Linked DNA regions of Mus musculus: region 2 is linked to region 1. A link is a loop called in an ENCODE intact Hi-C map of the cell type or tissue named here. Cell type or tissue: heart. All regions are shown on one strand.

Region 1 (2,500 bases):
ACCCAAATAGCTAAATGAATAAGTAAGCAACTAAACCAAGTCCATATTCTGGTAGGTCTGCATCTTTGTAGGGACTTCCTGCTGGAGCTTCAAATCTGGAACTTGAGTTTAATCTGATCCATGCATGGCTTCATCTAGTGGGTAGATCCAGGCTTTTCCTCCCATAGGCGATGGCCTTTCTTAACAAGACAGATCTACATTCATACACACAAAACACAGTTTCGGATTTGGAAAGAGTCCCCTTGCCAGTGAAAGACACGTGAGTCTCTCTAGCCTCATGGTGAAATTGTGTTCAGGGTCACCTTCTGTACGAAGCTGCAAGCCTTCTCTCTGCTGGTGCCCGCCATGTGCTCACAGACTTTAGGACTCTCACTCTTTTCCAAGTCCTAGCTTTAAAAAACAAAAAAAAAACCAAAAGCTTTGTGAATTGTTTGAGAGAATCAATTACAGCACCAGACTGGCTGGGTTTGTTCCACGGTTCTGCCAAGCTAGTTGTGTGACTCAACCAGGTTAGTCTCTTTTGCCTCGTTTCTGTCTGTTTTTGGCAAGGGAAGTATTTGGGAGGGAGGAGCGACTGAGACCTGTATTGTTGTGACATAGTGCCTGCTACTCAAATGTCTGACAGTGTTCCAGCTAGAGTTGCCAGTTCTAACCAGCAGAAATTGACTCCGTTACCTTAAATGGAGAAGTGGCTTTATTGGAAGGATCGTGGGCAGTCAGAATTTACAGCATATGTGCAGAAGCAGAAGCAGGAAGTGTGTGAGAGGGGGAGCAGACAGTAGAAATAATCAGATCCGAACATTTGCGGCATGGCCAGGACACCATCGATAGCTCCCGCCTCCGGTGTTTCTATGCTCCCAATCTTTCTTAGAGGAGCCTCTTGAGATTCAAAATCATTGGCGATCCTCTTCAGTGGGCTGAGCCCACTGTTAGGGAAAGCAGAGCTTCGAAGCCTTTGTTTCTGTGTTAGAAATTGGGATGTCTTATTGGGGAGCGGGCCACTCATGGTAGAAGAGGGTTAGGATGCTAGGGAACAAAACTCTCTCCAACCGCTCTACCTAGGCATTGTGATTGCTGGGCACTCCACTGTCTAGTAGAATTGAGATGCAGTGTGCTATCCCACCAGTAGGTGTCACCCTTTAACAAGTGTGACCTTCCCCTCCCACCTCAGCCCCTCAGAGGCCATCTGCACAGTAAAGAATGTAGTGGCATTTCCGCAGCTGATCCCAAACTGGGGTGCCCAGTTATATTGGGTCTCTCTCTCTCTCTCTCTCTCTCTCTCTCTCTCTCTCTCTCTCTCTCTTTCACACACACACACACACACACACACACACACACACACACACACACACACACACATGGATTCAGTTCCCTCAAATGAAACCCGCTGTCTATAGTTTGTTACCCCTTTAGTATCGTCACTTGTCTGGCAGTAAATATGAATATATAGTAAGTTAAACCTGATGGGAAAAATTCAGAGAGAGTTTACTGGCTTGGTTTACTGACTTGTTTTTTTCATGATATGATTTCAGGGTTGTGATATATATCGCTTCTATGAAAAATAGTACTTTCCGAGAGAGGTGCTTTCCTAGGTCATGATGAAATCAGGGGGAGCAACAAAACACACCATGACCCAAGTGCTTGGTACTGCCCTTCAGATTGTGAGACTGATATGTGGCCTGCTGGACTAAGAGGGTCACTTGGTATTGTTCTGAAAGCAGTTAAACCACAGGTTAGCCGGGGAGTTCACTTTTCATTAGGCAACGGGTACTCAGCATAGTTCTTTTTTTTTTTTAATTAGATATTTTCTTTATATACATTTCAAATGCTATCCCGAAAGTTCCCTATACCCTCCCCCCGCCCTGCTCCCCTACCCACCCACTCCCACTTCTTGGCCCTGGCGTTCCCCTGTACTTCTTGACCAATGCTAGGTTCACAGATAGTCTTTGAACAGAAGGCGAATAAGCACGCTGCTATGGCATTGCTTTTCTGGTACCCACAAACTGAGGCTGATGAACTTAACTCCAAGGTTAGCTGGTGTGTGAGCGAGCTTTCTGTGACTATAACAAAATACTTGAGATAAGCAAGTTATTTAAAAAAAAAGACAGACTCACAGTTTTGAAAGTTTTAGTCCAAAATTAGTTTGTCCTGTTGCTTTAGGAAGCAATGTATCGTGAAAGGAGTGTATGGTAAAGAACAGTCTACATGGATGAGAGAGAGAGAGAGAGAGAGAGAGAGAGAGAGAGGTGGGGATGCATGGGAGTTACAGTAGAGCAGGGTTGTCCACTTTATGGATGGGAGAGAGAGCATTCATGTACCCATGAGAGGTGGGGGTGGAGGTGGAGCTAGGATTCTATAATCTCCTTTGAGAGCAAGTCCCAAACGACCTCAGGAATTCCCAGTAGGCCTCACCTTCTAAAGGCTCTGGCTTCTATCAATAGCACCACTCTGGTGGTGAAGCCTTTAACACGGGGAGCCTTTGGGAGATGCTCAACACGCA
Region 2 (2,500 bases), 360 kb after region 1:
AGCTATCAGATAATGGTTTCACAGAAAGCCTAGAAGGAATGTTTTCCCCGATTATAAATTTGTTCCAAACCTGCTTTCTTTTCCTAGTGCAATTAGCCTGTGACATATGAAGGTTTACAGAGCCCTAATTTCAGCTTTTATACTATTGAGAGCTCAAAACTACTTGTATAAATTTAAGAATTCCATAGAATCATTGTTAGGAACTATGAAAGTATCAATTTGTCTGCATAGCATTACTACAAAAGATGACATCTTCGTTGATCTGTAGAAAACCTGCCCAATAGGGTGGGCAAATGCCCAGAAATCATTAGCATATGTAATAATGACAGGAAAGGCATATCGGCAACAAGAATCAATCCTGAGATGAAATCTCTGCAAGCTCTACAATTCACTTTATCTGTTGCAGCTGAGCAAAACGGGCAAGCTCCAAAAAAGTCACCGCATGCCTTTAGCCTTTCCTAGATGGCTCCTGACACTAACTTTTTAAAAGACCACCAGTTTTATTTCTACCTCTGCTGACTTGTTTTGAGGACAGTTTCTGACCTACAAAGGCGCAACTTACAATTTTACCTCCCTCTCATACTCTCTTGCCATTCTGCCTTAGGTCATGGTATGACGCAAGAATGTGCTTATCCCACACAAATCCCTTGACTCTGTTTTCCTAAACAAGGAGGAAATTCCAACAAAGAAACAAAAGATGATGTTGGAAGTGAAATTAAACAGACATCAGCAGAGTGATAGAGAAAAGAACCCACCACAGCTACACTGACATTGCTACCATGGGTGGAAAGCCATGGTAGCACAGCCAGGAGCACTTTGTCTAATTCAGGAAAGTGGCTGTGATGAAGATATCCCAGAGGGAGGGATGCTGACAAAGAGGTACACCTTAAAGCAGGTCTTGGAGACACTTTGCAACACAGGAAGTGCTAAGTATAAATTTTATGTGCTGACACAAATTTAGAGAGAAGTGAGGCATAAAGGACAAGACCCAAGGTGCTGTCCAAAGTATGCTTTTATAATTTAATTTACAAAGAAAACTTCGTTTGTCCATGTTTCTAAAGTTGTAAACGATAACGAACCAAGGTCTAGCTCCACTCTTCTTTCTTTTGCATTTACAACGGTAAGAGTCTGAATGTTGTTGCAAAAATTGCTAAAGGTCACAGGACACTTAAAGCTCACTGCTGTCCTTCATATGACTGTACATGATTTCAGCTCACACAGTTATTTTCACCTTTCCCACTGTGGGCAGGACTGAGGCTGCCTGTCAACAATTAAGACGGTTGCTTTCCTGTTTTTTTCCCTATCCCTGCCTGCCCTCTGCTGGAAGTGCCGCACATCAGCAAAAGTATCCAGAGACTGAGGAGGCGTAGATGAGATGGTTACTTTGTAGCATTCCCACTCCACGCCTTTCTCTGTTGTCTTCCACTCTGCGCGTCTTTTCCCGTGGCAAACCATCACATTTACATCCTGCAGGTGACTCTGATGCCATAAACAGTCACATCTAACTGAACTCTCTCAATCGAACGTTGCCTCATCTACGCTTCTTCCTGAAAGAATTGTGGGGACTTATTTAGCTGTCGACTGGTGCCAACTTCCACTGCACAACTAATTCTTTAAAGTTGTAAATGTTCTATCAGAGATCATTATTCTTAACCTATCCCAAATTTCAATGAAGTCCCCTGCCTTTGTTTTATTTCTGAAGTTGTCCACCTTTGCTGGGCAGTTCTTAAAGAAACTCTCCATTTTAATAGCTATAGAAAGATTTCTCTGTTTCTAGACTACTTGAATTCCTAGATGATGTGTGGTCTCTTTATCCCACCCTATACTGAACTCTTCTGCTTACATTGCCAAGTAATGTAACTATTCAATAGATCTATGGAAAATGCTTAATAAGTGATTGTTAAGTATGTGATGCCCAGGTGCTGCACAGTGGCTTTTTAGTTAATGACAGACTGGGGCAGGAGTCTCTGGAGTATGCTTCTGACACCAGTGAGAGGCAACAGAGGAGATGTCACCTGTGGACCGAAACTAGGATATTGCCTGAAAGGCTTTTATCCCGGGTCTAGTTTGGATTCTCAATTTATACTCTAAAGCCACAAGGTGGGGCAGGCAAACAAGCAAGACTTTACGGAAGCGTCCATGGCAGTCAGCAGGTTGTTAAGGGCAACGGCCCATTGTCTCAGCTGGTTCTCCAGGTCATTCTGTTCCTGGTAGCAAGTGAAGTCATGCTTGGCAGACAGGCAGTAACACAGTGCTTTAAATAAATCACTAACTAAATCAATAAATCCATGTCTAATAATTGTTCTTCTCCATCTTATTCTACTTTAAGGCCATACCTACAACGGTGATGCCCTGAGATAACATTGCCTAAGAAAGCTGTGTTCATCTTACTTCGTACAAGCATCTCCATGAGGTTTGAACAACACAATGTCAGCCTTTCTGCCTCAGCCTCCAGAGCTTGTATTGTAGGTGTGAGCTACCACCTGGCTTCTGGTCCTAT

Evidence for each region. Peaks named below come from ENCODE experiments on the same cell type or tissue, not always from the same donor. Only the 100,000 strongest peaks of a DNase experiment are listed, where the experiment ranks them.
Region 2: a loop joins it to region 1, with 5 times the contacts of the local background. A loop is called at or near these places in 16 of 42 quality-filtered maps.

The regions. Positions count from the first base shown.
Region 1 is chr2:71,597,894-71,600,393 of GRCm38, forward strand. All of the region lies in intron 1 of Gm36857 (a long non-coding RNA gene), which reads left to right. Among named protein-coding and RNA genes, the nearest start is that of Gm36857, 7.8 kb to the left of the region's middle. In heart, a CTCF peak has its summit at 1,110 (motif pointing right); a DNase peak (open chromatin) is centred at 1,118; H3K27me3 peaks cover 609 bases.
Region 2 is chr2:71,954,520-71,957,019 of GRCm38, forward strand. No RefSeq gene overlaps it. Among named protein-coding and RNA genes, the nearest start is that of Gm39845, 1.9 kb to the right of the region's middle. In heart, CTCF peaks have their summits at 1,326 (motif pointing left) and 2,091; no DNase peak of the experiment used is centred here.